Linked DNA regions of Homo sapiens: region 2 is linked to region 1. Evidence: chromatin loops called from intact Hi-C (ENCODE). Cell type or tissue: GM12878. All regions are shown on one strand. Links, peaks and the distances in the headings refer to the core of each region. The heading gives the core; the rest is flanking DNA.

Region 1 (16,899 bases), core at 7,572-12,571:
GGATAGTGATAATTCTGTTTCATTAACTGATATGTGTCAAGTACCTAGACCAGTCCCTGATACATAGTAGAAGCAAAAATCTATTTTAATGAACTTTAGCTATCTCAGGTTGAGAGTAAGGGCTGGATAGAATATATAACCCAATCATCCATCACATGATAGTGATGGGGTTCAGGACACACTACCCCAAAATATGGCATGCTGGTGTATGAGAAAACAGCAGAAGTAGGGGGCAGTGATATAGTTTGGCTATGTCCCCACCCAAATTTCATCTTGAATTGTAGTTCCCATAACCCCCATGTGTTGTGGGAGGTAATTTAATCATGGGGGCAGTTACCCCCATGCTGTTCTCATGATAGTGAGTGAGTTCTCGTGAGATCTGAGGGTTTTATAAGGGGCTTTTCCCCCTTTTGCTTGGCACTTCTCCTTGCTGCCACCATATGAAGAAGGACGTGTTTGCTTCCCCTTCTGCCATGATTTTAAGTTTCCTGAGGATTCCAGTCATGCCAAACTGTAAATCAGTTAAATCTCTTTCCTTTAGAAATTATCCAGTGGCAGATATGTCTTTATTAGCAGCATGAGAATGGACAAATAAGGGGATCACTCTCACCTTCTCCTCGCCTTTGTGAAGTCACGTGACCATCATGTGAGAGGTGCAATCCCTGTACCCAGAAAAAGGGAATATTCTTATCTCAGAAGACACAAGGACACAGAAAGTAATCTGAACAAATAGGCCTTTCTAAGTTTCTCCCAGTTTGTTATTATTAGATTAAAACATTTTTTCCTCCAATCATACATGCCCGTGAGTGTCCACTCTTTGTCAAACCTAGCAAAAAAATACAAACATTTATGATTTCTTCAGGTCTTCATTTCCTTATGAAGGCTTCTGTATTACGTAAAATGTATATTAAATAAATTCATACACATTTCTCTTATTAATCTGTATTTTGTTGTAGGGGCTTCAGCCATGAACCTAAGATGAGTGTGGAAAAGGTATTTTCATCCCCTACAATAGCCAAAGTCATGTTGTTGTTGTCCCAATATTTTGGGAATTCACCGCATTTCTGATTTGCTCTCCACCAGTTTAACTCTTCCCTCACCCTGCAATGTGGAATAGTTCCTGCCTTGCCATATGCTCCTGGATGTCTTCTGGTCTTCCTTCTCTAGCCACCTGTGGCTATTTCTGTATATGCTTGGTCTTGGAGATGGGGACACGGGAGAGGCATCATCTTTGTGATGCACACAACTCTCTCTTGCTTTTTTTCTTAGAGCCCCATCCTTGTCTTATCCAAATGTGAGTACAATATTCAGTCCTGGAACCCAACAATTTTCTTCCAAGATAGATGCGTGATAGCCAAGACAGATAGAAGCATATACCATTTACTTTAAAAAATGGTTATAGGGAATTTATCTTTAAGAATATATGGGGACTTGTCAGGAGAAGGGAGTGTATAAATTGTTAATAAATTTTAAATAACATAAGGTCTTCATATTTTTAAAATTTAAAATTATGTGAAATGGATAAAACATCTTTTATATTAGCTTATCCAATAAGGTAAAAAAATGTAATGCTTTAGTATTATTTTAGATATATTTTAACATATCTATGAATGCCTGGGGAGGTTTAAAGGGGGCTGTATGTAAAGCTGGAATTTTAAACTTCTTACAAATTTCCATTTTAAAGGCAACAATATTGTTATATGAGACTAGCAAAGATAAATTATATTATCAAGATGAGTATTTATGAAGACATTTCCAAAGTAACCAAACTTATAACATTTTTTCCAAAACAATTTTCTCATTTTGTTCTGAAAACAAATCTAAATGTATTTTCAGCATCTCTGAAAATATGAAAAACAGTCCTGATTGCCTACCTCATTCATCACTTTTGCAATTAAGAAAACATACTTTCTTTTTTATATACTTGTTCTCTAGAAGCACATATGAGGAGTCCAAGATGAAGCAGCAAATCAAACAGTTTGGACCTGAAGGTGATGGATATAAAAATGTCACAGGGGACATCAAGAACCTAACTACGATTACTAAGAGGAAACGGGGAAGATATTAAATGCCTGGGAAAAAGTTTACTAATATCTAAGTCATTAAGCAGCTCTTGTATGACTGGTACAAACCCTGCAACCATCTTCCAAAACATCCAAAACTTTGGGAAGGCCACCATATGTCATGCTAATGGAACCCCTGTTCCCTTGGTACCTGCACTAGCTCTGATTAATGGAAGACATGCCACGAATGATACAAGTGATTACACTGCATAAGTTAGGATGCAGACAGGCCATAGCTTGATTAGATTCTGGAACAAACACCTCCTCTCTCCTGGGGCACTGCTGTCCACAGCACAGTAGTCATCTGTTAAACAGTGGCATATTTCACCATGGAGGTTACCAAGCACTAGCTTAAAATTTAACACCTGCCTTCCCAGAGCTGTCTGAAAACCTAGACCATCATCTCAAATATAAAGGAGAACAATGGCATATGAGAAGGCAAACTTTAAAATAAAAAGGAAGGATTTAACATGATGGGGAGCCTCAAATGTTACAAGCTGTGAACAAACACAGATGTGTTTCAAGCTTTAGCTGGGACAAGGTTTTGTAATTTTAATTTTGTAAATATTCTTAACTAAAAATCCATTTCCTTGTACCTCAAAAGGTCATAGACTTTGGCCAAATGTTCAGATTTGCAAGGTACAAATAATGAACCCTGGCAAAAGAAGGAAGTAAATACATTCCTAGCTATCCAGAGCTATTGACAACAAGGACCAATGGGGTGAAAGATTGTATGTTATCATACTTTTACATCTTTAAACTTCTATTGTCAGGTGGTGAGGATACAGTTAGCATTCTACCCTGTCTACCCTGACTACCCTGTCTCTGCTACTACCTCAGAAGAGCCAAAATTTTTATCAGTAAGTCCAAAGATGAACACTTTGTCCACCTGTGGAAGGAGGCCTTATGAATGCCCTTTTACATAGGAGCAGAAGGAATTCTTTAAAAACAGTTTTAATACTCTTTGCAAGAAAGGTCAAGTTATGCAAACTTGTAAATATTTAATCCTGATTTTCAGAGTGTAATAAGACTTACCTATATTGCCTTCATATTTGGCCTGCCAGGGATTTAGCTAATAGGTTCTTTAATTGTGCTAAAGACCAACACCACCTTTTCTACTTCCCTTGTGGTTGATGACTTTGACAGTGGGATTTATTTAAAAATTCTAAGGACAAAAAAGACCTCCTTCGAAGGCCACCAGTCTCTATTTAGGTGTTTTTAATGCCCTGATTAAGGTCAGCTAATGTGATGACACAGGTTAGAGGCTAAGGAGAACGTTACTTCAATTTCAAGCATTTGCTATCTGGGCCATCAGTTAAACAAGGGAATCTGAGGGCTTAATTGCAGGGTCTATGCCATCAAAGAGTTGACAATGTTTTTGGCAAATCATGATACATATAGAGAAAGCTCATACAAAACAGGCGTTAGCTGCTGATATATATAAACAAGAAGAGCATTAGGAGTCCCCAGCAAAATTACTGAATTGGGGTGTTGTATACGGGTTTCAGAGAGGAGATAAGATGTAAACTTCTTCTTGAGGATAGGGATGAGCATGTATACAATCAAAGACTGAGCTGAAGGGGAAGAATTCAGGTTATACCTAAATCTTTGGCTATAGGTTTCATGAGATGTCAGAGTATGTGAAAATTGTACTTGCCTGAAGCAGTAAAAAATTGAACCCTTTTTAAATTGAGAGAGAGAAAGAGAGAATAACTATCTCTCAAGACATATTTCTGTTTTATAGCACATTGCTTGATGTTACTTTAGAGGAATTAAACCAAACTAAAATTAAAAAAAAATGGGGCAAGTATTTCCTGGAGCATTGGTACAATTCATTGTAGAGATCTTGTTCCTTGTCACATTGAACAGAAGAAGCACAAGCATGAGCATCACAGAAAACAAAAAAAAAAGTTCTGCAATCCTATTCATGTATTATTTAAAATAAAGTCAAGGGGATGAACTGGAAAGGGCCTCCAACTTGGCTACATGAGGTCTACATGGCATTCCCTGCTCTACCTGTTCAAGTGTAGCCTGGGGTGAGGGTAAAGGAGGGAGTGTGATGGCATTAGACACTGGGGATACAACTTAGGGACATAGGCAGTGACCTAGATGAGAGTATAAACTAGAGTCATAAAAGTTTCCAGTGGAGAAGAAAGGAAAAATAATAAAAATACACAAGAAGTAGAATCAACCAGATTTACTGAATCAATTAGACAGAATGCAAGATGATGGAGGGGTGTGGGAAAAGAAAAGCTAAGGGGGACAACTAACAGGTTTATGGCTTGGGTCAGAGGCTAAATGGTTCATCATTCACCAAGATAAGAAATATTTGCAAAGAAATAGCAATTGATGGGGACAAAATTAATTCCATTTTAGACCACTGGTTTGAGAGTCCTTATGGGGTTTTTTTCTCTATTAATTTTTAAAAATCCTTACAAAAATGAAGCCTTCATGGAAAGGAAAATCAAATATATCTGAAAAGTTTCTGACCATTTTTACATTGACAGATAAAGAATATTATATGTACTCTTTTGTAAAAGTTGAATATCATATGTTTTTATTTTTCTTTAAGCATTATAGACTTTACTTGTAAGAGTGGAATGGCATTGCAAGCCAATGGTCCTGTCAAATGCATCTGTCAGTGATGGCAGGATGGTGAAGAATAACAATTCCCAGCTGCCAAAAAATTTGGCTGTTTGTCAAGAAGAAATAAAGGGGGCAATCTGCCAATTACTGCCCCCTCGTGCTCAATAACTGGCAAAGGCAAATTAAGCAATATATCACTGCAGAATGGCAGAATGTCAACATCAACATACAGCATTATTCTACCTAAAAACTGAACCCCAAGCTCTTATTTCATAGTTGAGGTCATTAGAGACCATGGAACAACTTAGCCACAACCACAGGGCTCACTGACAGAGAGGCAGGACCAGAATTCAGATCTGACTTTCCAGACAAAATTCCTTCCTTGATACCACATTTCATTTCTTATAAATATGGATTCCAAATATGGATTCATGGATTCATGGATTCCAAGGTCACATTTCTAATAGGCAGACTTTTTTCATGCTTCTATTATAAAAAGAGAATTCACAACAAAAGAGGAAAAAGGAAGATCCCTGAAGTCTCATACAACTGTGAAACCAATCCACCACTAAATAGAAGACAAATTCAGGGAGAATGTCATTCATACTCTCTACAAATATGTATAAAACCACAGGAAGAAATCATTCATAAAACCTAAATTACTTTGACCAAAAATACTCACTCCTTTCCATAAGTGAATAATTACCTCAGGCTAAATAGTTGAGCGGGGGAGAGTACGAATTTTGGTTTTCATCCATTCTTTCACTTAACTACCTTGGCACAAAGACATTTCAATAAAGAACTAGGGTTTCCCTTAAAGTTTGTCTGGTTCTGATTAATTTTGTCTTATTTTGAGGCTCACATTTTCAGGGTCAGCACAAATGATTTTTTATTATTTGTGGCTCCATTTTTGTGAATCACTACTCAGTCCATTACAGAGGAGCATAGTGAGTGCATGGTAAATATCCCCGTCCCACCCAGGCATTCTCTACAATATACTCAAGGTAATTCCTATCAGACCATTGGTATATAAAATTAAACTCATTTGCCATCTTTCATTGAGTTGAATCCACTGGCATTTTTTTTGTATGTTTAAAAACATATTTCTGAAGCTCCATGAACCACAAAACCATTTGAGGAATAATGAAGCTGAGACACTAACAATTAGAATAAATTTCAACCCCTTAAGTTTAAAGACTGTGTGTAGTGGCCGGGTGCAGTGGCTCATGCCTGTAATCCCAGCACTTTGGGAGGCCGAGGCGGGCAGATCACAAGGTCAAGAGATTGAGACCATCCTGGCCAACATGGTGAATACCTGTCTCTACTAAAAATACAATAATTAGCTGGGCATGGTGGCATGTGCCTGTAGTCCCAGATACTTGGGAGGCTGAGGTAGGAGAATTACTTGAACCCAGGAGGCAGAGGTTGCAGTGAGTCGAGATCATGCAACTGCACTCCAGCCTGGGCAACAGAGTGAGACTCTGTCTCAAAAAAACAACAACAACAAAAAATGGATATCTTTTAATATCACCACACACATACATTATACATGCAAATGGATTCACTTGTTCTCTTGCAGGGCAAAAAATAATGTTTTCTCACTATCTTTGCAAAAATTAATGTATATGACAAACACTTTCCAATCTATAACTAATAGAATCAAGGAGGACACCTAATTAGCAATTAGTCTGATTAACATTCCTTGGAGATTAATTTGTTTTACCAGATGGCCTTCATAAAAATAATTCTTAGAGGATTTGTTTTAAAAATCAGCTAAGCTAATTACAAGATGTAGGAATAGAGAAATTTTAACAATCATCCCAAGCATAAATTAATGTGTTTAAGTTGGAAGTCTTCAAGATATGACTGGGAAGTGGAAATGGCAAAAGGGAGTTTATGGGCCTGCTCAGTGAAGCTACTGAGCTAAGGACTAGAAATAGTTTGTTGAGAGGGCAAAATGAAAACACAAAGACCTAGTCAGATAGAAGCTAAAGGTGAGCAAGCTGTGAAAGAAGGGTAAATGCAAGTTAGACATTGGGAAACTAAATGGGACCAAAGTCAAGGGAAGTTCCAAAACACAAAAGAAAAAAAGAACAAGCAGGAACAGAGTCCAGAAAGAATTCTGCTCACTGTCTGCCTGGCAGCCCTATCAACTGACTTTGCCATAAGGCCACAACGAGTGGCCTGTCATCAGGATGGCATGCATTTTGAAACAACTTTGCAGAAGCTGCCAGGGATTCTCACTTACCCACAAAGAAGAGAGTTCATATTTATTAAGTGCTTATCACAAACTGAACAAGAAGCTTCATACAAGTACGATACCTCAAGAGTTGTTTTTTTCCTCACCCAAATCTTTTTCTTCTTCCTGAAACACAGTCTACATGTCTCAGCCTCTGCTGTGGCTAGGCAGGGCAATGACACTGAGTTACCATCAGTGGAGTTTGAAAAGAAGTGATGTATTCCATTATCCAGTACCATCTCATAACAACTTTCCATAAGAGATCTACCATGTCTTTCTCTGCTTGCTGGTTGATAGAAGAATACTACAGGGACCTAAGGAGTAAGTGCCTGATGACCATAGATAATGTTTCCCTACTCAGGAATACCCACAATGGACTGCTGCATTAGAAAGAAACACTAGCAATTGAAGCTAGTATTACTTACCCTTCATTAATGCACCTGTTTATCTTATTTAATCCCTACAACAATTTGTTGTGGTGATATTTATATCTTAACTTATCAAATGGATAAAATGAATGAATGAGGAATTTGAACCCAGGTCTGTCAGACTCTAAGAATCTATTTCCTCTCACCAAGTAGTCTGGTAAACAGAAGCTGAAGTAAAGAAGACATGTATTGTGTTTACTTTTGTATCAATTCAGATAAATTCAAGAACATGAATTAACCATTTTGAGTGAAGGATTCAATGGCGTTTAGTATACTCAAAATGTGTGCAACTATGTGAACATCTATCTAGTTCCAAAACATTTTTGTCACCCCAAAGGGAATTCCTTACTCAATAAGTAATAATTTCATTAGCTATTTCCCCCTCCTCTAAACCCCTGACAATGTTTTTTGTTTTGTTTTGTTTTTTTTGAGATGGAGTCTTGCCCTGTTGCCAGGCTGGAGTGCAGTGGCAAAATCTTGGCTCACCGCAACCTCCACCTCTTGGGTTCAAGCGATTCTCCTGCCTCAGCTTCCTGATTAGCTGGGATTACAGGCATGAGTCACCACGCTCAGCAATTTATTTTTAGTAGAGATGGGGTTTCACCATGTTGGCCAGGCTGGTCTCGAACTCCTGACCTGAGGTGATCCGCCCACCTCGGTCTCCCAAAGTGCTGGGATTACAGCCCCCTGGCAATGAAAAAACTAATTTCTATAACTATGGATTTACCAATTCTAGATATTTCATATAATTGAGATTATACAATATGGGACCTATTGTGTCTGGCTTCATTCACTTAGCATAACTTTTTTGAGGTTCACCCACAGTATAGCATGTTCAGTATTTCATTCCTTTTTATGGCTAAAAAATATTCCATTGTATACCACAATTAATTTCTCCATTCATGCATTTCCACAGTTTGGCTATTGTGCGTAGTGCTTCAATGCACATGTATTGATTGAGTTCCTGTTGTTCACTCTTTGGGGTATTTACCTAGAAGTGAAAATTCTAGGGGATGATGTAATTCTATATTTAGCCTTTTAAGGAACTGCCAAACTGTTTCCTACGGAGGCTGTACCATTTTACATTCCCATTAGCATTGCATAAAGGTTCCAGTTTCTCCACATCTTCACCAACACTTGCTATTTTCAGATTTTGGATTAATGCTATTCTAGTAGGTGACTTTCTCATTTCTGCAAAAAAGGACAATTGGAATTGTGAGAGGGATTTCATAGAATCTATACATAGCATTGGGTATTTTTGCCATCTTAACAATTTTAAGTCTTCTAATTCATAAGCATTAGATGCCTTCCATTTATTTATAGCTTCTTGAATTACTTTCAGCAATGTTTTATTGTTTTAAGTGTACAATTCATTTATTATTTAAATTTATTCCTGCATATATTATTCCTTTGCTCTTATTCTAAAGAAAAGTATATTCTTAATTTTCTTTTCAGTTTGTTAATTACTGGTATATAGAAGCAACTGATTTGTGTGTATTGATGTTGTGCCCTGCAACTTTGCTGACTTTGTTTACTAACACTAGCAGTTTTCTCTTTTTGTGGATTTTTGGAATTTTTAATATAGAGAATCATGTTATCTGCCATTAGAAATAGTTTTACTTCTTCCTTTCCAATTTTAATGCTCCTTATTTTTTCTTGCCTACATCCTCTGTCTGGAACTTTTAGTACAATGTTGAACAGCAATATTGAAAGCAAACATCCTTGTCTTGTTCTTAATTTTAAAGAGAAAGGTTTCAGTCTTTCACCATTGACCATGGTATTAATCATCAGGTTTTCATAAATGTCCTTTAACATGTTGAGAAAGTTTCTCCCATTTCTAGTTTTTGAGTATTTTTCTCATGAAAGGTTTTGGATTGTGTCAAATTCTTTTTCTGCACTGGTTAAGATAATTATTTTTTCCTTTGTTCTATTAATATGGTGTATTACATTGATTGCTGTTATCTTATTGAATGACTCTGGCATTTCTGTGATAAATCCCATTTAGTTATAATGTATAATCCTTTTAATATGCTATTAAATTGAGTTTGCTAGTATTTCTTGAGGATTTCTTCATCTATAATCATAAGGGATTTTGGTCCATAATTTTCTTATTTCTAGTGATGTCTTTGTCTGGCTTTGGTATCAGGATAAGCTGGCCACATAGAATGAGTTAGAACATGTTCCCTCTTCCATTTTTTGGAAAAGTTTGAGAAGGATTGCTGTTAATTGCTTAAATGTTGAGTAGATTCACCAGTAAAACCATCTGGTCTTAGGCTTTTCTTTGTTGGGAAGTGTTTAATTACTGATATAATTTCTTGTTATATAAATCTGTTCAAATTTTGTTTCTTCATGAGTCAGTTTTGCTACCTTGTATGCTTCTAGAGAATTGTCAATTTCATCCATGTTTTGTAATTTGTTAGCATACAATAGTTCAAATATTCTCTTATGATCTTTTCGTGGTAGAAGGTCTATAGAAATGTCACCACTTTCATTTCTGATTTTAGTTAAGTGCAACTTCTATTTTTTTCTGATTTCAGTTAAGTGCAACTTCTGTTTTCTTCTGATTTCAATTAAGTGCAACTTCTGTTTTTTTCTTCGTCTTGCTAAAGATTTGACAATTTTGTTGATCTTTTCAAGGATCTAACTTTTAGTTTTATTAACTATATCTCTGATGGCTAATTTTATGTATCAGCTTGACTGGTCCCAGACATTTGGCCAAACATCATTCTGGGTGTTTTTGTAACAGTGTCTCTGGATGAGATTAACATTTGAATTAGTAGACTGAGTAATGCAGACTGTCCTTCCTCCCTAATGTGCTTGGGCTTCAACCAGTTAACTGAAAACCTCAACAGTACAAAAAAAACTAAATAAAAAGAAACCCTTCTGCTTGACTACCTTTAGCTGAAACATTGCTATTTTTCTGCCTTTAGACTCAAACTGAAACACTGGTTGTTTTTGAGTCTGAAGCCTGCCAGACTCAAAAAGCCATTGGACTGGAACTTATATTCTCAACTTTTTTGGTTCTCCAGATCTTGGATCTTTTCAGCCTCCATTATCAAGTGAACCAATTCTTTATAATAAATATCTTGATAGAGATAGATAGACAGATAGATAGATAGATAGATAGATAGATAGATAGATAGATAGATTAGATGGATGGACAGAGATATAGATATCTTCTTAGCTCTGTTTCACTGGAGAACACTAATACTAATGTTTCTTCTTGAGTCAGTTTTGCTACATTGTATGTTTCTAGAGACTTGTCAATTTTATCTCTGTTCTGTAATAGTTCGAATATTCTCTTATGATATTTTTGTTGTAGGTCTATAGAAATATCACCATTTTCGTTTAGTCAGGGGAATTAGTCAAGGTCCTCCAGGTTTACTCTGATGTTTTTCTATCCTCTATTTCATTTATCTCTGCTCTAATAATTATTATTTCCTTTTTTAATACAAGCCTTGGGCTTAGTTTGCTTATTGTTTTCTACTTTCTTAAAGTGCAAAATTGGATTATTGATTTGAGATCTTTATTTTTAATGTTGGCATTTACAGCTATAAGTCACCCTCTGAGCACTGCTTTTTCTGCATCCTGTAAGTTTGTGTATGTGTGTTTTTATTTTCATTCATGTTTAGGAATTTTGCAATTTACCAGAGTGATTTCTTCTTTGGTTTATTGGTATTAAAGAGTGTGTTATTTAATTTTATTTTTCACATATTTGTGGACTTTCCAGTATTTTTTGTTGTTGTTGTTATTGGTTTCTAACTTCATGTCATTGTGGTCAGAGAAGATCACTTACATGATTTCAGTCTTTTCAAATTAATTGAAAATTGTTTTTGTGGCCTACCGTATGGTCTATTCTGGAAACAGGCCCAGAAGAAATTGAGAAGAATGTGTATTCAGCTGTTGTGGAATGGAGTGTTCAAAATCTCTGTCAGGTCTAGTTGGTGTATGGTGCTATTCAAGTTCTCTATGTCCTTCTTGGTCTCCATTTCAGTGTTCTATCCATTACTGAAAGTGGGATATTTAAATCTCTAATAGTTACTGTAGAACTATCTATTTCTCCCTTGAAGTCCATCAGTGTTTGCTTCATATCTTTTGGCTCTGTTGTTTGTTGCCTATATGTTTATAAATGCTATGGCTTCTTAAAGAATAGACTCTTTTATTAATATTTAATGTCCTTCTTTCTCTCTTTTAATAGCTTTTGACTAAAAGATCATTTTGCCTGATATTAGTAGAGCCACCCTGGCTTTCTTTTGGTTACTACTTGCATGGAATATCTTTATCCATATTTTTGCTTTGAACCCACATTTATCTTTAGATCTAAAGTAATCTCTGGAATCGTGTTTTTATCTGTCTGACCATTTCTGCCTTTGGGAAAATTTTATCCATGAGCATTTAAAATAATTACTGATAAGGAAGTTCTTAATTCTGTCATTTTGCTATTTGTTTTCTGTATATGTTATACTTTTTTTGTTCCTTATTTCCTTCATTATTGCTTTCTTTTGGGGTTAACTGACTTTTTTTTTTTTTAGTGTGCCATTATTACTTCTTCCTTATTTCTTTTTGTGTGTTTTTTAAAGATATTTTCTCAGTGGTTACTGTGGGAATTATAATTAGCATCCTAAATTTACAGTAATCTATTTTGAATTGATATCAATTTAGCTTCAATAGATAAAAAGAGTGTCCAAATGCAGCTTTTGCCTGCTTTATGTTGTTATTGTTACAAATTACATCTTTATGCACTGTGAGGCAATTAACCATATATTTATACTTTTTGTGCATTTGCCTTTTAAATCATATAAGAAATCAAAAGAGGAGTTATTAACCAAAGATAAAATAATACTGGCTTTTACATTTACCTATGCATTTACCTTCACCAGAGTTCATTATTTCTACATATGACTTCAACTTACTGTCATTTTAGCCTGAATAATTCTGTTTAACATTTCCTATAGGGCAGGTCTACTATTAACTTCCTCAGATTTTGTCCATCTGTAAATGTCTTAATTTCTCCATTTTTGAGGGATAATTTTGTCAGATATAGAATTCTTGGTTGATTGTTGTTGTTTCTGTCTTTTCATTTGAGTACTTTAAATATATCATTTTGCTCTCTCTGGCTTCCATGGAATGAGAAATCTGCTTTTAATCTTGTTGAGCATCTCTTGGACACAAGTCACTGCTCCCTTGTTGCTTTTCAGAGTTTCTTTGTTTCTAGTGTTTAACAGTTTGGTTATAATGTGTCTCACCGTGAGTCTCTTTGTGTCGATCCTTCTCGGGATTCATTGAGCTTCTTATATGTGTGGATTTTTACATCTTACCAAATATGGAGAGCTTTGGCCATTATTTCTTTGGCTATTCTTTTGCCTCTTTTTCTCTCTCCTATTTTTCTGTAATTCCAATCATGCACATGATAATATGCTTTAGGTGTATATACAAGTCAGTGTATTACATATACATACATATTACAGGTTTTTTAGGCTCTGTTCACTTTTCTTCATTCTTATTTCTCTCTGATTTTCAAATGAGATCATTTTAATTGACCCACTTCCAGTTTGCTGATTCTTTCTTCTACCTACTTGAATCTTTTATTGAAATCATCTGGTGAAATTAGCTCTGTGTTAGGGCACTCCTTGATTGCTTAGCCATGCTATTTAAAATTCTGTCTTAACCTTCACTTCCTGCTTGCATTGGCCTAGCAATCAGCATGAGTTGATAGCTCAAGGTCTTCTCATGTCATTTCTAACAGGTGTCCTGCACTGGGTGTGCATGTGGTTTTTAATCTCTCCAGTATATACAGACACTTTTGAATGATTTAGTTTCCCAGATAAACTATCTTTCCAGTTTTTCCTCCCAGGATTTCAGTTCTTCATTATTTGCCTCAACTACAACCTTTTGCCCCAGGTGGCTGGAGGTTGTTCATTGACCCTATAATATTTTCAAGAAATACCCACTGCTTTTTCACCCTGAATGAGTTCAAGTTTAGGCAAAATAAAGACAAACAACTTGCATCAGTCCCTCAGGCAAGCCCCAAGATTTGTTTGAATAGATAAAGTCTTGCTTTCTCCCTACAAAATCAGGGACACGGTCTCACACTGGGAACATGGGCTTCAAAAATTCTACCAAGCCGGGTAGGGGAGTATAGAAAGGGTATGTAAAAGTACCTTGAAGTTTTTATATCATTTTTTAACAATTATTTTATTTTAAGTAAAGATGGTGTCTTGCCATGTTGCCCAGGTTGATCTCAAACTGCTGACCTTAAGCAATTTTCCCACCTTGGCCTCCCAAAGTGCCGAGATTACAGGCATGAGCCACTGTGCCTGTCCGCTCATTTTTAAAGTTGCCTTTTTTTTTTCTTTTTCGATTAAGCATTCACTTGGTTGCTGTAAACATTTGACTGTTTTCCAGCGTGCTGACAAAGTTGATTCTGACAGCTTTTACTTGATTTCTTGGTTTCCAAAAGCAACAGGCCCTTGAAACTACTTTTTCCACCATTTTTGCTGACATCACTCACCATGTAAATTTCAACAGGACACTGGGTAAAACTTACTGGTCCTAATGATATTTTACCTTTTAATGATATTTTACCTTTGTCCTAGATATTCATTATTTCCATGAAGAGCTACCCATTATTACCAACTTAACTAATGCATCACAAATATCATCTCATTAGACCCACAAAATAAGTGGGATGAGTGAAAAAATAATAACACAATTATGGGACAGATTTTCAGAAGAGTTTTAGTCATGAAATAAAAAATATTTTTGAAAATTGATATTTTAAAATGTATTAGTCTGCTCATATGCGTTTTTGGTTGGAAAAATGCCACATTCAGGAATTTGAGCTTTAGAGTATCCAACATACACATAGACATTCATTTATCTCTTTCAAAGCCTCCCCATCCACTACACCCAGTGGAAGAGGTGGTGGTAGGCAGAAGTATAGTGAGCAACAACACACACCTTATTCCTTGACTTGTTCATTAAGAGAAATGAGAAGAAAACCCCCAGAGAAGGTGAGAGCACTAGGAGGGATTCCACAAAACAGAAGAGAAACATTCCACACATTACTCCAGTAAGAAATCAACTTCAGTTATTGCATGTCATTTTTTTTTTTTTTTTTTTTTTGAGACGGAGTCTCGCTCTGTCGCCCAGGCTGGAGTGCAGTGGTGTGATCTTGGCTCACTGCAAGATCCGTCTCCCAGGATCATGCCATTCTCCTGCCTCAGCCTCCCGAGTAGCTGGGACTACAGGCGCCCGCCACCATGCCTGGCTAATTTTTTTGTAGTTTTAGTAGAGACAGGATTTCATCGTGTTAGCCAGGATGGTCTCGATCTCCTGACCTCGTGATCCACCCGCCTCGGCCTCCCAAAGTGCTGGGATTACAGGTGTGAGCCACCGCACACGGCCGCATATCATTTTTTAAAAGGCAAAATTTCTCCATTTTTTCAGTGAAAACTTTTGAAATTTATGCTTTTCAGAAAATCAGGTTTTGACTGATATATTAAGGAGAAAATGATAAAAGCAGATTACAAAATTTTTTCTGATCTTAACTGAGAATATTTAAAAGTTTTATACACAAATTTCACCATATATGCAAACATATAAATATATAAATGTGTATAAATACAAACATGCATATATGCAAATATTTATACTAAAGGCATAGATAGATGAATACATGTACTAGAGAAAATCAGTAAATTAATATCTTGAATAAATCATTTTTTATTATATATGTATGTGTGTCTGTATATTCAAGTCAGTGTATCACATATACATACATATACACACACATATATACACACACATATAATGGAATACAGATACTGGTAGAAAATTTAAATAGTAGATGTATATATACCATGAACAATAAGTTTCCTTCCTAAAACACCTCCAAGTCAAATAACTATCTTCCTGATAGGCAACTGCTGTTCCTACTTTCTTGTCTATCCTTACAGCTATGTTTTTATATAAACATAAGCATAAATGAAAAAATACATACACAACATACATTTCCTTTAATTTATGTAAACAGAAGCATACTATATACACGGTTCTGTATATTTCTTTAAACAATTCTATTATAGGACACTTCCAACATACACAAACGTAGAAAAAGCATACATAGTACTAAACCATTCTGTGCCTATCACAAAGCTTCAACAATCATCAAATCATCTGATCTATGAACTTACCAGCTTCTCCCCAAGCCCTTAAAACACTGGGTTATTTTGAAGCAAATCCCAGTCATCGTATTATTTTATCTACAAATATGTCTGATTATATCCCTAAAAAAGGACTTTAAAAATCAAAGCCAAATAGCACCATCACATCTTAACAAATTAACACCAATTTCTACATGTCAAATATCCAGTGTTCAATCTTCTCAAAAGTGTGAGTGTGCATATGTGTTTTTAAGACCATATGAAAGTATGTATATAGGATAAATTCCTACAAGTAGTTTTAATAAATAGTTCAAAGAATAGTTCAAAGATAGTCTCTCTAGTCTGACACTTTTCCTTTAACGTTGTTACATTTTCTATGATGCATGTTTTTCATTTATATGTAGTCACTTTATCTCTCTTTAATTTTTTTTGTTTATTTAGATTATTTGATGATATTCTCTTTGGCTACTAAAATATTACTTTCCAAAACAATTTTTTTTTAAAATTTCACTTTGGTTTTGTTTTCAACTTTTATTTTAGATTCAGGGGATACATGTACAGGTTTGCTGCCTGAGTATATTGCATGACGCTGAGGTTTGAGAAACAAATGATCCAATCACCAGGTACTGAGCACAGTACCCAACAGTTAGTTTTTCAACTCCTGTCCCCCTTTCCCTCCCCACTCTAGTAGTCCCCAGTGTCGATTGTGTCATCTTTATGTTTGTGAGTACTCGATATTTAGCTCCCACTTATATGTGAGAACATGCAGTATTTGGTTTTCTGTAACTGAGTTAATACGCTTAGGATAATCACCTCCAGCTCCATCCATGTTGCTGCAAGAGACATGATTTTGTTCTCCTTTGTGGCTCCATAGTATTCTATGGTATATACGTACCACGTTTTCTTTATCCAATCCACCACTGATGGGCACCTAGGTTGATTTTATGTCTTTACTTTTGTGAATAGTGCTGTTATGAACATGCGAGTGCATGTGTCATTTTGGCAGAACTAGTTGTTTTCTTTCGGATATATATCCAGTAATGGAATTGCTGGGTCAAATGGTAGCTCTGCAAAACATATTTGAATACCAGCATGCAATTCTACCAAATGAGAGATAGTAATTTACTTAACTATTTTCCTGTTATTATCTGCAAAGGGGTTTTTGTTATTGTTGTTTTGTTTTGTTTTTGCTTATGTTTTTGCTATCAAACATTACTATTCTCTGCACGTTCTTAAAAATTATGCCTTTTTTTTCATCATTAATACTACAGGTTAACCATTACTGCATAGTTTTTATCATGGATCCTAAAATATGCATAAGAAAACAATTTAAAATATAGATTTTATTTACCACCTGGATTTCTTACAATTTTCTTCTAAGTCTTTACCTACTTTACCTACTTTACTAAGTCTTTACC
Region 2 (16,899 bases), core at 6,635-11,634, 120 kb after region 1:
AACAAATATAAGAAGACTCTGAAAGGTGAACAGAAGAAGGCAGCCCATAGGACCAACACGGTGATGAGTTTTCTGGGTTTTCTTTTTGCCTAACAGATTTCAGCCTGGGTCCCAAAGAAGCCAGCAACCCAGAAATGCTAACAAGAGCAGACTAAAAAATAAATAAATAAATAAATAAATAAATAAATACCACCACCACCACCACCACCACCACCACAGGAAAGGGATGACCTAACAAAACAGAAAGATAAAAACTATCCTATTCCAACCATACAGCACAGACAAAGCCAAGGCTTCATCCCTTCCCCTGTCATCAAAGGTCCAGTGGGGAGCTGAGATTTCTACCTGCACCTCACTGTACCGAGGCACTTCCTGTCCTGAGTGGTATCAGAGGAGGCTGGTTAGGAAGCCAATTTCAGCCCTTGCTGGTGGTAACAACCCCCCTCCCCATATAATGTCAGAGCAGACCACATAGGAAGCTGGCACTTTTACTACCACCCAGCAGGCCTCCTCACTACTGGGTCAGTGGAAGCTAACTGGGGAGTAGTAACAAGACAATGTTTCCCCTCCCAGCCAAGGTGGCACTAGCTGAAGCCCAGCAGGGTCTGAAATCCCAACTCTTCTCAGCAGAAAGAAAACACCCCTGCCTCCCTGGAGTGTCAAAGGAAGCCGAAAGAGGAACTGGACCTTCACCCCTACAACATGGCAGTTGTAATGAGGCAGAATCCCCTTTCCCTGTGAGTGTGATACAGTTTCAGAGAAAGTCTGCTAAGTCAAGATTTTAAAAAGATCCAGAGTCTTATAACATACAGGGTATTATATAAAATCACTCATTATACCAAGAACCAGGAAAATCTCAACTTGAATTAGAATAGGCAATCAACAGACCCAACAAAGAGATGACACAGGTGTTAAAACTAAGATTTTAAAGGAACCATCATTTTTAAAAATGCTCCAATAAACAGTTATGTACATGCTTGAAACAAACAAACAGATAGAAAGTCTCAGCAAAGAAGAGAAGATGTAAAGAAGAACCAAATGAAAATTTTAGAACCAAAAAATACAATAACTGAAATAAAAAACTCAGTGGCTGGACTCAATAGCATAATGGAGAGGACAGAGGGAAGAATCAGTGAACTTGAAGACAGGACAATAGAAATTATTTAAAGTGGAAAACAAGGAGAAAATAGAAAATAGGCTAAACAAACGTCAAAAAAAATAGAGTTTCAGGGACCTGTGAAACTATTACAAAAGATCTAAAATCATATCACTGAAATCTCAGAAGAACAGAAAGAAAGTGGGGCTAAAATAGTATTCAAAGAAATAATGACTGCAAATTTCCCACATTTGGCCAATGATATAACCTATAGATTCAAAAAGTTTAGTGAACTTAACTGAATACAACAAAAAGGAATTCATGCTAAGACAAAATATAAACATCTGAAAACTAAAAACAAAGAAAAAATCTTGAATGCAGCAAAACAGAAATGAATCCTTATCTATATTGGAGAAAAACCATTTAAATTACAGTGGATTCCTCATCAGAAGTAATGGGGGCCAGAGGGGTCAGGTGATGTGGCTCACACCTGTAATCCCACCACTTTGGCAGGCCGAGGTGGGCAGATCACGAGGTCAGGAGTTTGAGACCATCCTGGCTAACACGGTGAAACCCCGTCTCTACTGAAAATACAAAAATTAGCCAGGCGTGGTGGCACACACCTGTAGTCCCAGCTACTCGGGAGGCTGAGTCAGGAGAGTCACTTGAACCTGGGAGGCAGAGGTTGCAGTAAGCTGAGATCATGCCACTGCACTGCAGCCTGGCCAACAGAGCAGAGACTCCATCTCTGAAAAAAAAAAAAAAAAAAAAACCAGAAACAAACAAACAAACAAAAGAAGTAATGGGGGCCAGAAAGAAGTGGCAAAATATGTTTCAAATGATAAAATTAAAACTCTGTCAAACCCAGAATCCTATATCCAGCAAACTTATCCTTCAGGAATGAAGGGGGAAATGAAGACATTCTCAGACAAAGGAAAACTAAAATAATTTGTCATGAGCAGACCAGACCTACCCTACAAGAATGGCTAAAGTTCTTGAAACAGAGAGGGTGTGATGAAGGAAATAATTTTGAGGCATCAGGAAACTAGAAAAAATAGCAGAAAAAGCAAAAATATGGGAGAATGGAAGAACTAATTGTGCTTCATACAATGAAATACTACTGACCAATGAAGAATAATGAACATTGATACATGTGACAACATAGATAATATGGGCCGGGCGCGGTGGCTCACGCCTGTAATCCCAGCACTTTGGGAGGCCGAGGCGGGTGGATCATGAGGTCAGGAGATCGAGGCCATCCTGGCTAACAAGGTGAAACCCCGTCTCTACTAAAAATACAAAAAATTAGCCGGGCGCGGTGGCGGGCGCCTGTAGTCCCAGCTACTCGGGAGGCTGAGGCAGGAGAATGGCGTGAACCCGGGAGGTGGAGCTTGCAGTGAGCCGAGATTGCGCCACTGCAGTCCGCAGTCCGGCCTGGGCGACAGAGCGAGACTCCGTCTCAAAAAAAAAAAAAAAAAAAAAAAAAACATAGATAATATGAAAGACTTCATGCTGAACAAAATAGACACAAAGAGTACATTGTGTATGGTTCCATTTACATTAAGAAAAGAAAAAAATAATTCATGGTGATAGAGGTCAGAGCAGTGCCTTTGAGAGGTAAAGATTCACTGGATTGGCCATGAGGGAAAATAGAACAATAAAAATTACTTAATATAAAATGCTTTCTGATGTGATGGAAATATTCTCCACATTGATTGATGTATGTACGTAATCAAAACTCCAGATGGTATATTTAAGATTTTTGCATTTTATTCTGTAAATTTTACTCAAATTCTTAAAACCAGAATGACTATATACTTTTTAAACAGAATAAGCAATAGCTCCATGTAAGTTCCAACCTATGATTTTCAAAGTAGAACATAAGTAATGGAAATTTTTGAGTGGTAATTTATTTCTCTATTCAGATGTAGGTTTCATTGCAAATTACTTATGGTACAGCAAATTTAGAATCCATATTTGCTTCTTGATTTTTTTTATATTTGGAAATGAACCAATATATTCAATAAAATATTTATACCTAAACCACGTAGTTTGAAAGTTTTTTTAAAAAAGAACCAAACATTTGATCTGTAGAAAATGAATTAAGTTTTACTTTTGCTTGTCATCACACACACACACACAAGGCAAAGGGGTACCTTCTCATTACAGTAATTTTCAGAGAGATGTTTGAAACAATAATTTATACCTGCTGGGGGACTGCTTCCTTGCAAATTGCTTTACTGCCCAACAAGCAGTAACACCAAGTTGACTCATTCCCTGTGGCAGGCTGTATTACCCAGAGATGCCCAAAACAATATGTCTCAGCTCATTTGCTTTTTGGCAATGTGGCCTTGCCACTCCTTTAACAAAAGCTGGAGTATAAATCCCTTCCCAATACTTAAAACCAATAAAATATCTTGAAGTGATTCTGTAAAATCAAATATATTGTTACTATAGCAAAAAATTAACAAGTTTCCATCCCAACACCAACAAAGAATTTGTGGCAGGGATTTAAATTCTCTACCTCTATCTATTTTCTCTTCTTTCTTTGAAGTAACAGAAACTTAGTATTTAGCTAAGTTGGCTGTTGCCAGACTTCCAACAGACCTGTATCTATTTTCTCTTCTTTCTTTGAAGTAACAGAAACTTAGTATTTAGCTAAGTTGGCTGTTGTCAGACTTCCAACAGAAGGTGATAAGCCTCACCGGTTTTGCCTTGATCTCTTGGAATATTTGCTGTATGGATGCTCCTTCTAGGAACTTGACTCATTCCTTAACATGGATTATAATTACTTCTGACCATATTATCCTAAAAAAAAAAATAGAAGCCCCTGAAGTGTGATTTAGTTTTTGGGTTTACTTGGACTCACACTTTAACAGTATGATCATCCTTCTTCCAAAGTTCACTGTTACTGATTCTGATGGCATTAATTTGACTGAGTCATGCCATAGTGTGTGTTGAAAATAGCAGACAAGCTATGGGAGTCTTCTGTCTAGATGTTTAAATTCCAGCTTTGCCACATACCATCTGGTGATCTTCGGTGATATTTTGAGACTTGCCTGTAAAATTATCACACTGAAACTTTATTCATAAGAATCCCTGAGATTATTTGAGATAACGATTAAAGTACAGTGTTTGACACAGGGTGTAAGTCCCCATTTGTGTCTATTATTATTAGACACACTTCCTCACATATATAGAACATTATTTTATCTGTAGAGTAATTAAAGGTTTACTTTCCTTCTCTACACTAGGGCTGTTCTATTCCCTACATGCAAATGATAGGGTGTTTGGCAACTCAATTGCTGGTGGTCCTTTAGTCATATTATTGGGGTGCGTGGAAGATTCTACATCATTATGCAGTGGAATCTTTTTCTTTCTTTAGCCTTAGGATAGTCACTCTAGTATAGAAATTCTCTGAGAAATGCTACCAGGAATTCCCATTAAAAAGCCTAACAAATGTTTTCCAACTAATGCATTATGTTCTGAATTTATAGGCACAATCTGAGCGAAAAAGGTCTTGGCAGTCATTTAATGGAATTATTACAAAGGCAAATTAATATGTAGATTATTGGACAGTATTCATTTCATCATACAGGAGCATTTTAAAATTAGTTTCAGAAAAAGGGCACTCCATAATAAACTTTTAATTTCAAGAGTTGCACAAGGTAAGGGCTGAAAATTATAATAGGCCAGGTACCATGTCATCTCTGATATACTACAACACTTCTTTATGAGCACATTACAATTCAGAGAGCTAATAATAAAAAGAAGTGATGCTGAGATGATGAATTGATGCTATGCAATTAGACCTATTAGAATTCACAAGCGTCGACAGGCAATAATCAAACCCTTTTCACGCTGCCCATTGCAATTATCTTTGCACTTAAGATATCAACAAAGCACATAATGACTTGCACTCGATTAAAGAATTCATGAGAAATGGAATTTTAATTAGCGTGTGGAAAATTTGGGCCATTTATTACTTTACAGGACAACAAATTGTGAAAACTAGTTGAGAAGTTAAAAACAAGTGATAGATGCTTGGCTGGTCATGGTGAGAAAATTGGACAATGGAAATTTCTAATAGTGACCCCCACCAAAAAATTATGATTAATAAAGTAAAACCTATTATTGGGGAAGGGAGTTATAAGTGCATCATTGATATCATGGTTGATTGATACACAGACATTAAATCCATTCCCAATTTTGACTTTCCCAAAGCACAATATTTTATACCATTCACACTCACATACACACAAACGTAGTCACTTATACACCACCTACATCAGAATCAATGAATATCTATTCATTACTATCTGTGTGTAAAAAATAAAGTATATAATCTTAGAAGAAGTGAGATTATTAATTTAACATAGGATTTTTAAAAGTTCAGTGAGTGGAGATTTTGCTTACTCAATTTGCAGATTTTTGTGTTATGAAAAACTGCTATGTAATGGCTGTGTGTTTTTAATGATGTTTATTCATGAAACATGTTTTATTGTAATGCACTTGACCTTGGACTAGAAGATTAAATTATCTTAGTTTAGTTCATTTCAGATATAAATAATAGCTTTTGGCAGTTAACACATAAGTTAATGGAAATTCATATTTATCCAAAGTTTCCTGGATATTGAGTAAAAGGTACCATGTTTATAAATAAAAAATGTAAAGTGCCAATTTACAATGCAGTCAATTTAATAACATATTTCTCATGCTCAATTTATCATCTGATGTGAATCTAAAGTACAAATAGTCAAGGAATTATCCACAATCACTGCTGCACTCTGTGACTAAATGAAAACAAAACAAAGACTGAATACAATGGCCCTTCCCACTCGGTTCATAAAACAACCAGGAAAAGAAATCAATATTTATGAAAATAAACCATTGATTCAATCCCCAAACAAAGCCAAATTGTACATGAACAATTCTGGAAGTTATCTGTCTCTTGTCTTGTCCGTCTCATTTACTTTGTTGTTAAAAATTATACTAATTTGCGATGTAAGATTTGAATGTCTAAAATGTGGAAAATATTTGAATAAAAATCTATCCAATGTGGCATCAGATATTTTAAAACTTTATGACAATTTGAAAAACCAAATGTGTGATTTCTACAACAAAAAATTAACAAGTTCCCATCCCAATATGAACAAAGAATTGTGGCAGGGATTGAAATTTTCTATATCTATTTTTTCTTCTTTCTTCAAAGTAACAGAAACTTAATATTTAGCTAAGTTCACTGTTGCCAGGAATAAAATGTTACATTTTTCAGTAGTCCATGCCAGTAGATGTGGTCATGTGACCAAGTGTCTCATAGAGCTTCTGGAAAAGCTAAAAACATCAAAATGATTTCATTTTGCTCTTCTGACTTTCCTTTTTCTTTCTGTCTACACTGACATACTCTAACCTGATGATGGCTGGAACTCCAGCAGCCATCTTGGGTCATGAGGTAGATAAAATATCATAATACCTTTCAAATTATAGGAAGTTTTACACAGTAATTTGCATAATTCTACCATGCACATATTTTCCCACTTGAGTTGTAGGAACCCAGCAAGATAGGTCATTAAACAGTTTGTTTCTTTCCTTTCTTTTATATGCTGCTTCTTCCTGGGTTAATGTGATTATTTTAAATCATTTTAAAAAATAGATGAACTTAAAAGTACAATTCCAACAAGGCATTTAGAGAAAAGAAATATTAATGTGTAAAAACCATGGGCTGAGTCAAGTATTGCAGATGAATACTAAATTTAGTGTTGAGCTTCCAGGCAGCTAAAGAAAGAAATACACGAAGTTGTCCAAAGAGACAATCTGCTCTTTTCTTAACCTGATAGTAAATTTAAGGACGTCTACCTCATTGAACTCTCATATAAGGGATATTGAATGACATAGTGGATATCTTAAGCAGTAGTTATGCAAATGGTGCAGAAACATTCTGCATATAGCCACCACACTGTCATCAAAGAACCAGAGGGTATATCATTATCTCTTGATTTGGAACAAGATTTCTCCATGTAGCTAAAATGATATGACTTCGGCATAGTCTACTTTTTATACGGTTCAATTTTAGAGCATCTAAAAGAATAAGTGGTTCGTCTGGTCCTTCAAATGTCTCTTCCAAATATCAGGCACCATGAGTGATCTTTGAGTGATATTCAGGTTCAGGTATCAGTTCCCTTATGACCACCAAAATAATACTGCCCTAGATCCAATAAATAGGTGCCCCTTCCGTGGGTCCTGTATTTTATACACATGCCAATTTACTTTGGTCACTGGGATTCAGTGTTCAGCTCTGGCAGAATGTGATGTATAATCCTAAACATCTGATCTCATCATTAACACTGTTCAGACCCCAGGGAGGTGCTTACATCTCTTTTCCTGTATCTCAGAATAAAAGGAGACTGCATTTGAATGTCACAAAGGGTTGTGGATTGTGCAAATGCAGACATCAGAGATGGACACCCTTTCAGAGTGGAGGGAGGACTTAGCAATAGAAGTGCTTAGGTAAGGGGAAAAATAATTAATTAACCTGTCAAATCCTTTCTCTAAAATACCTTAAGTGCAAAAGATTCTCAAATAATAAAGTGTTGTTTCCTAGGAGAAACAACTATCCATCTCAATTTCTTTCATGTAACAAACTGTGGTCTTGGGCAGTATTCATGAATTAGAGTTGAATGTGTGACAGTTGCACGTATTGGCTAAGTCACCTATTGCAATAATAAGCAATTTGTATCATTGTCTCATGTACTTGTTGGCTTAATGTATAACTACTAAATGTTTATCCATATGGCATTAGGTGTCCATTTGTACTCTTGTCCTGGGTCCTGCGAATGTTAGAGGAGACATGGCCAAAATAGTTAAAACTTATGTGTCAAATTAAAAGTGTATTCATCTGCTTGGTATGTTAGATATCTGGGGAGGGGGGCACTCATCATTTGGCTTATTTTACAGGTGAGGAAACTGAGATCTGTAGAGAAGCTCTGTGTCAAAGAACCCAGTTTCCTTCTAGACAACCTAAGAGACTTTCCACTAACCCATGTTTCATCTCACCATAATTAACTTTTGCTTTATGTCCGAGATGCAGGGAGTTTGAGTACTTCTAAATTAAAGCTACCCAAATTATGGTTTGCAGATCAGCAGCAGCAGCAGCACCTGGGAGGTGGTTGGGAATTCGAAATCTTGGGGCCCCACCCTAAACCTGCTAAATCAGTCTCTGGGAGTAGCATTGGAAATCTGTGTTTAATGAGCTTCCTAGTGAATTATTTATGTACTCCCAGTTGATAATTTGCTTCTAACCCCTTGTTACTCAAAGTGTGGTCCATGGTCTAGCAACAGGGGCATCTCCTGAGAGCTTGTTACAAATGCAGAATCTCAGGCCCACTGAATCAGAATCTGCATGTTAAAAAGATGTATAGAGGATCTGTATAAACATTAAAGTTTGAGAAGGGCTGCTCTGATTGTATCTGTAACTTAAACAAATACCAGTTAGATTACCTATAGTGAAATCTCATAGATTTAGTCTCTGAACTACAAATCGGGATCATGCCTTGTGCCATTTTATAACTTTCTAGCACACGGAGTTTAAATAAACTGTAATGATTGCTAGCAAATAGCACAACCTGGGATCCTAGTGATCCCCTTACGTAGTTAATATGGTTTCACTTAGTTTCATCATTTTAAGTCTACTCAGAGAGTGGCACATGTTGCTTAGCCATTTAGAAATTTAAACATGATACAACCATACTGGTAAATGAGTCTTTTAAAGCCTCTGCAGCTACTAACAGTGATTTGATCTTTTCTCACCTTTACCCCACCAAAAATGAGGTAATTGGGTGACAGGGTCAAACATTGCAAAGAAAACCAGATTGAAAAAATAAGAGTATGGCAATTTAATCCAAAGGAAGGTGACTGAATATATAGTCATCAAAGTAGCATGTGAAGTTTCAGTATTTAAATCAGTCACCAGTGAATTCCCAGAGGGTGGGGGAGACTATCTGAAACCTCAAGTTTTTTACTCCAGTTTTTTTCTTCTTCAACTTATGACCCAGTATGCTGATGAAACAAGGCCTTAGCTGAAACTACGAAGGCCGCATTTCAGAGGTTAAGATAAATTTGGAGGCAGGTTCTTGAAAGAAGATAATTTTTCTCCTCTTATTTTTAACGGTTATTTACTCTAATAAATGTTTAAGTGTTTAGACTTGAAAATAACTACAATCTGAGTTGGTATCATTATGAATGACATCTTCAGAACTGAACTTTTCAACTTGACTTCTGCCTCATTATTGAATAGTAGGTGCTGTATGCTCTTTATATTCCTGTCCCCTGATGCTAATGATAGTAATGACCAAATGCTTAGAGGATGCCCAAAGGGTTGTGGCTACTTTTTGTTTCTGTTAAGTGCTGTAACAACTTATTTGGTCCTCATTTTGACAAAACACAGAAACAGAGGTAAAATAATTTAACAAACTTTAAAACAGCATGAACAAACTGGAAAATATTTCCATAAGCAAATATGACAAATGAATAATGTATTTAATCCATAAAAAGCTCATGTACGCCAATAGAAAATATCTATTTCCCCAATAGATACTTGAAAAAATGTTAATTATAATTTTAGTAACAATTATAACAAAGTCATTTAACGGCTCTTTACCACTGCCAGGAATTGTGCTAAGTATTATGCTTATAATATCTCATTTAATTCTTACTACTCTGTGAAGTCTTCATTATTATCGTCATTTTGCAAATGAAAGAATGGAAATTCAAAGAGGTTAAATAAGTCACCTGGAGTCACACATACATACATTTACACAGTGTTTTTGTTGTTGTTGTTTGTTTTTTGTTTTTTTGAGACAGGATCTTTTTCTGTTGCCTAGGCTGGAGTGCATTGGTGCGATCACAGCTCACTGCAGCTTCGACCTCCCAGGCTCAGAGTGATCCTCCCACCTCAGTCCCCCAAGTAGCTGGGACTATAGGCATGCACAACCATGCCTGGCTAACTTTTTTAACTTTTTGTAGACATGAGGTCTCTATATTGGCCGGGTTGGACTCAAGTAATCCTCTCACCTCAGCCTCCCAAAGTGCTAGGATTGCAGGCATCAGCCACTGCACTTGGCCTACAGTGCAGATTAATGTTACATCTGTCCAGTTGCCACTATCTAAAAGGATGTAGATCACGTACAAAAAAAAAAAAAAAAAGAAGTCCAGATGCTAATTCACATTTGAAAAAAAATGCTCAATGAAGCCACTATTCAATGACATTAAATTTAAAACAACTATTAGAAAAGACTGAACAATCTATGAAACTCGAACCCAGTCAGGAGGCCATGAGATAAGCACACATAAGCACTGGTGGAGTCACATGTCAAGAGCCTTTGATATGCTTCTAGTTCCCAGCAGATTGCTACACTCTACGGAGTCTCTTCTATGGAAATAACTTTGTAAATGTAAATTGTGGGGTTCATAAAAATTGCCCTCACAGGATTCTATACAAAAGAGAAATTGGGAAAAAATAAACTGCCAACCACAAGGGAGCAGTGAAATGAATTATAGTCCATTAACCCAAAGGAATATTATACCATTATTAAATAATAATTATGAGAAAGTTTACACAGGATAATACTAATGATATAGTATTTTATTGAAAACATGAAGACGCTCAGTTGTATATCCAGTGATCTCTAGTATACAAATGTAAATAAATAGGTATAAAAAATAATAAAAATGCCAAGTGTCAAATGTAAGCAATAATTATCTCTGAGCAGTAAATTTATGACGAATTTTTGCTTTTTATTATGCCTTCTAATAAACATATTCACTTAGAACTGACGCGTTGGCAATGCTTATAATTAGAAAATTAAGAACTACCTTAACTTTTAAAAATTGGAAACTTCTGGCCAGGCACAGTGGCTCACACCTTGTAATCCCAGCACTTAAGGAGGCTGAGAGGCTGGGTGCGTTGGCTCATGCCTGTAATTCAAACACTCTGGGAGGCTGAGGCGGGTGGATCACGAGGTCAGGAGTTCGAGACCTGTCTGGCCAACATAGTGAAACCCCGTCTCTACTGAAAATACAGAAATTAGCCGGTGTGGTGGTACACGCCTGTAGTCTCAGCTACTCAGGAGGCTGAAGCAGGAGAATCGCTTGAACCTGGGAGGTGGAGTTTACAGTAAGCTGAGACTGAACCATTGCACTCCAGCCTGGGTGACAGAGCAAGACTCCGTCTCAAAAAAAAAAAAAAAAAAAGGAGGCCAGGCCAAGGCAGGAAAATTGCTTGAGTCCAGGAGTTCAAGACCAGGCTGGGCAACATGGCAAAAACCCGTCTCTACAAAAAATATAAAAATTAGCCAGATGTGATGGTGTGCACCTCTAGTCCCAGCTACTCAGGAGGGTGAGATGGGAGGATTACTTGAGCCCAGAAGGCAGAGGCTGCAATAAGCCATGATCATGCCACTGCACTCCAGCCTGGGCAATAGAGAAAGACCCTGTCTCAAAAATAAAGTAAAATAAAATAAAGATTGGAAACTTCTCAAAATAATCACAGAAAAAGTAAATATCAAAAAACTAATTTGGGGGACTTAGGGAAATTAAAAAGAATAATCACTTAAAAAAAGTGATAAGCATTAAATCTAAACTCTGTAAAATTTGGCTGTAGGCCAGAGATTCAATTGTCTAGTGGGTAGTCTTATTCCTGTTCCCCTAAATTAAGAAAGGCTTATATGTCTCGATACAACTAAAATACAATACTTTAAAAATATTTTAAACATTTCATTGTTGCCTAATGGTAACACACAATAATGAGATATAATCTGTTTAAAACGCTAAGAATATCATTCAATGTTTAAAAATCTATAAAACTATGAAAACACATATATATATATACTATTTTAATTATTAGCAATATTTACTAGTATTCTCTTTTTGTGTAAAATATAGAAAAGTAAATTTTCTCCTTTGGGATGTCATTTTTATGATGAACATTGAAACCAAACTTTGAGCAAAAAGCCCTTCATGGTTAACTGACAAACTAAATGAAGAAAAGATTAAAGGTACCTTAAAAAAGAGTCACTCATATATGGGGAACAGGGAAACTCACCAGGGCATGAAAAGGAGAACCAAACCAGACATGAAGAGGACCTTATAAGGACCTTATAAGAGTGAGCAAAATACTCACCTGCATAAACTGGCTCTATGCGACCTTCCTGAGTGTTGAGTTTCCAAAAAATGTGCTCTTTGGATACCTGAGGCCCAAAGGGCTCCAATTTTTAAAGGTTTTTTATGTAGTCTTTCCAAAATGTGGCAAGTGCATCCCTGGTAAGGCCTGAGCCTGTCATCTGCTTCTCGATAGTGGCATATCTGGTATGGATAAGACTCAGGCACTTCAAGGCAGAAGGGAGGGGTAGAGAAATATTATGGGGTGGCTGAAGTGGGTACTTCCTGATTTCAAGTACATATTGTACCTTCTTCACAGTTTTCCCTCTGCTCAGTCCTGGCCAACAATGAAACATAATTTAAAAACCACTGTCAAAAACATATCCAAAACCTGGAACAGGTGAAAGTGTTTTTGCAGAGTAGTGTTTGGCTTGGCTTACTACTGATTGGACTACTTTACAACTCTTAGAATGCAGACGTTAACCCATAGATTTTTGTCCAGTAGAGATGTAAATTATTTCTTTTCAATGGAAGGTATAATCCCAAGGATTATGGTTTATGGTCCTCTAAGACATTCACCAATTTTGTATCTAAGCCAGAAATCTTATTCTAACATCTCGGGTAAAATTGCCATATATCTTAGCTCCTCAAATGCTCCTTAAGACTGATTTTAACATCTTACTAGTTTCCTTATTAATTAATGAATTAAATAATGCATTTGTTGTATGTTCTTGTTATATTTGTATGTTATATTTTTAGTTTTTTTGAAATCAATTCTTTTTTTTTTCATTTTTTAATCTTCAACTTCTATTTTAAGTTCAGGGGTACACATGCAGGATATGCAGGTTTGTTACATAGGTAAACATGTGCGATGATGGTTTTGCTGCACAGATCATCCAATCACCTAATCACCTAGCTATTAAACTCGGCATCCATTAGCTATTCCTCCTGATGCTCTCCCTTTCCCTGCTCCACTCTTAAGGGCCCCAGTGTGTGTCGTTCCCCCGTGTGTCCATGTGTTTTCATTATTCAGCTCCCACTTATAAGTGAGAACATGCAGTGTTTGGTTTTCTGTTCTTGCATTAGTTTGTTGAAGATAACAGTTTCCAGCTCCATCTATATCCCTGCAACAGACAAGATCTCGTTCCTTTTTATGGCTGTGTCATATTCCATGGTGTATATGTACCACATTTTCTTTATCCAGTCTATCATTGATGGCCATTTGGGTTGATTCCATATCTTTGCTGTTGTGAATAGTGATGCAATGAACATATGCATGCATGCATCTTTATAATAGAATAATTTACATTCCTTTGGGTATATATCCAGTAATGGGTTTGCTCGGCCAAATGGTATTTCTGCATCTAATCTTTAAAGGATCGCCACACTGTCTTCCACAATGGTTGAACTAATTTATACTCCGACCAACAGTGTAACAGCGTTCCTTTTTCTCTGCAACCTTACCAACATCTGTTGTTTTTTGACTTTTTAACAATGACCATTCTGACTGGCATCAGATGGTATCTCACTGTGGTTTTGATTTGCATTTTTCTAATGACCAGTCATGTTGAACTTTTTTTTCATGTTTGTTGGCTGCAAGTATGTCTTCTTTTGAGAGGTGTCTGTTCATGTCCTTTGCCCACTTTTTAATGGAGTTGTTTTATTTCCTGTAAATTTGTTTAAGTTTCTTATAGAATCTGGATATTAGAACTTTGTCATATGGATAAATTGCAAAAATTTTCGTCCATTCTGCAGGTTGTCTGTTCACTCTGATCATAGTTTCTTTTGCTGTGCAGAAGCTCTTTAGTTTACTTAGACCCCATTTGTCAATTTTTGCTTTTGCTGAAATTGCTTCTGGTGTTTTTGCCACAAAATCTTTGCCTATGCCTATGTCCTGAATGGTATCACCTAGGTTTTCTTCTAGGGATTTCACAGTTTTGGGTTTTACATTTAAGTCTTTAATCAATATTGAGTTAATTTTTGTATAAGATGTAAAGAAGGGGTCCACTTTAAATTTTCTGCATATGGCTAGCCAGTTCTCCCAGCACCACTTATTAAATAGGGAATCCTTTCCCCATTGCTTAGAAAACGATTCTTTAATACCACAAAAGTTAAAACTGAAAGACTTCTTACAAAATAATTTGCCTATACTCTTAAAAATTTCAAGATTATGAAAGAAAAAAGGATTAGGAACCACGAGGCTGGAAGAACATGACAGCTAAATGCAAACAGTAACTCTGGAGTGGATCCTGGACTAGAAAAGTGTTTTTCTTCCTTCCACTGTAACAGAAATTAGTGAAAAAAATAAGGAATACTAAGATCTAAAGGTTAGATAATAGCATTTAATCAATGTTAATTTCATGGTACTGTCATTATGTAATATAATTGTTTTTAAGAAATATTCTCTAAAATATTTAAGGGTAAAGAGCACCAACTCTGCAAGTTACCTCAAATAATTCAGGAGTTAATAATATATACATATTATTGATGTTATGGAATGATTAAAAAACATGGTAAAGATAGATTTCACTGAGAAATCAGTGAAGGGTGTACTAGAATTGTTTGCGTTATTTTTACAACCCTTCTGTAAGTCTAGAAGTTTTCAAAGTAGAAGATTAAAAATAATGCTACACAAATAAGAATCAGTTAAAGCATGCATGAAATCATGTAATCAAGGTCATCCATAACAACACTAATAAACTCTGATTTAACACTGTATGGTTGATACAATTCTTTTCCTTCCCTTTATTATCTAGCTTTACCTGACTGATTTCTGGAAGAAGCTTTTTTTTTTTTTTTTTTTTTTTTTGAGACAGAGTGTCGCTCTGTCACCCAGGCTGAAGTTCAGTGGCTCAATCTCAGCTCACTGTAACCTCTGCCTCCTGGGTTCAAGCAATTCTCCTGCCTCAGCCTCCCAAGTAGCAGGGATTACAGGCACCCACCATCATGCCTGGCTAATTTTTGTATATTTGGTAGAGACAGGGTTTCACTATGTTTGCCAGGCTGGTCTTGAACTCCTGACCTCAGGTGATCTGCCTGCCTTGGCCTCCCAAAGTGCTGGGATTACAGGTGTGAGCCACCACACCTGGCCTACCTGATTTCTTTTAAACTTTCACAGTATAAACAATTTTCTCCCCCAATTGAAGCATGGAAAGATTCAGCAACCATCATCTCATTACTAATCTGGTGATTCTGCCAATACCTGATGCTGCTTTTTACTATAGACACCAGGTTGGAGATTTTCTCACCCGCTCCTTTGTACATAACCACCAAGAGAGGGCTGTGAGAGTAGGAGAATGAAGGAGTGACAGCGGGGCTGGGGAAATGAGAGGATGAGGGTGGGAGCCAGCGTGCAAGACGGCAGGCTATTTATTCATCATTCATCTCCCATTTCTTTCTTTCTTTCCTTGAGTCAGGGTTTTGTTCTGTCACTCAGGCTGGCTAGAGTGCAGTGATAGGGCTCACTGCAGTCTCAAACTTCTAGGCTCAAGAGTTCCTCCGACCTCAGCCTCTCAAGTAGCTGGGACTACAGGTGTGTGCCACTACACTTGGCTAAGTTTTTTATTTTTATATTTGTAGGCATGGGGTCTTGCTATGTTGCCCAGGCTAGTCTCAAACTCCTGGCCTCACGTCATCCTCCCACCTCAGCCTTCCAAGCATCTCCCAGTTCTATCAACTGTATGTTAGCTACCATTCTTTTCTCTGAAGTCTGTCTTGATACTATACTACAGTTCAAGCAGAAAGAGCTATTTGGGAAGAAGCAACTATGGCTCTTTCTGCCAAGTTAATTTGATATAGATTTTGGAAGAACTTCTTTTAAAGTAATACTCTAATACATATTTCTATAGACTCAGAAAACTTATAAGAAAACAAGATAAAGAAAGAAGTAAAGAAAAAGAATAAAGGAGAGAGAAGAGAAAGAAGATGGGAGGTAACTACACAAACATGCAGACCTAGAGCCTGCTGATGACCAGTGGACGTATTCTCATGCACAACCGAAAACTCAGATTTGCTTCTTCAATGACACCAACTTTCAACCAGGCCACCAGGACAGCACAAAGCTGACAGCTCTGTCTCTGTTAATAAAGACTCAGAAATAGCTTAGCAGTGTGTTTTGACACCAAAAATTCACTGCGGAGTTAGAGATCAGTTTGTTAGGAACATTGCAAACTATAAAAATCTAAAAGGTTTTTAAATATTAATAGCACTTGAATGGTTTTCTCCCAGATGGCCACAAAGCTGACTATAGTTCTCTCCTAGAACCCTCTGCTGTTTATCCTCTAAATGTCCCCAATATAAAACAGTTTTAATCTTTGTTGCTGCTGTAAAACTTGATCTACTGTGGAACAACATAATTAAGTGTCAGTGTCTGGATGTATGGAGTGAGATACAGACAGAGTAATCCAGGATGTATGTCACTAATAATTTAGTTTATGGCTAAGTGATAATGGGATCCCTGAGTATTAGCAGGATGCCTGGCACTGGAGGCTTCTTAGCTTGAAGCCCAGGTGTGTGGACATATGAGGTGGCAGAGGTGGTGCTGGTAGGAGCACGTTTGCCTCACTTTTTGCCTATGTCTTCTAGTTCATTTGCCTGTTAAAGGTCTACATCACTCTCACAGTACAATTTTAATGTAAATCCAACTAGAA

Evidence for each region. Peaks named below come from ENCODE experiments on the same cell type or tissue, not always from the same donor. Only the 100,000 strongest peaks of a DNase experiment are listed, where the experiment ranks them.
Region 2: a loop joins it to region 1, with 3 times the contacts of the local background. A loop is called at or near these places in 1 of 110 quality-filtered maps.

Annotation. Positions count from the first base shown.
Region 1 is chr20:15,311,049-15,327,947 of GRCh38, reverse strand. The region is part of intron 6 of MACROD2 (mono-ADP ribosylhydrolase 2); the gene reads right to left. Among named protein-coding and RNA genes, the nearest start is that of MACROD2-AS1, 390 kb to the right of the region's middle. In GM12878, for the core only: no CTCF peak of the experiment used is centred there; DNase peaks (open chromatin) are centred at 9,085 and 10,187; H3K4me3 peaks cover 772 bases; H3K27ac peaks cover 3,359 bases.
Region 2 is chr20:15,192,406-15,209,304 of GRCh38, reverse strand. The region is part of intron 5 of MACROD2 (mono-ADP ribosylhydrolase 2); the gene reads right to left. Among named protein-coding and RNA genes, the nearest start is that of MACROD2-AS1, 270 kb to the right of the region's middle. In GM12878, for the core only: no CTCF peak of the experiment used is centred there; a DNase peak (open chromatin) is centred at 9,074.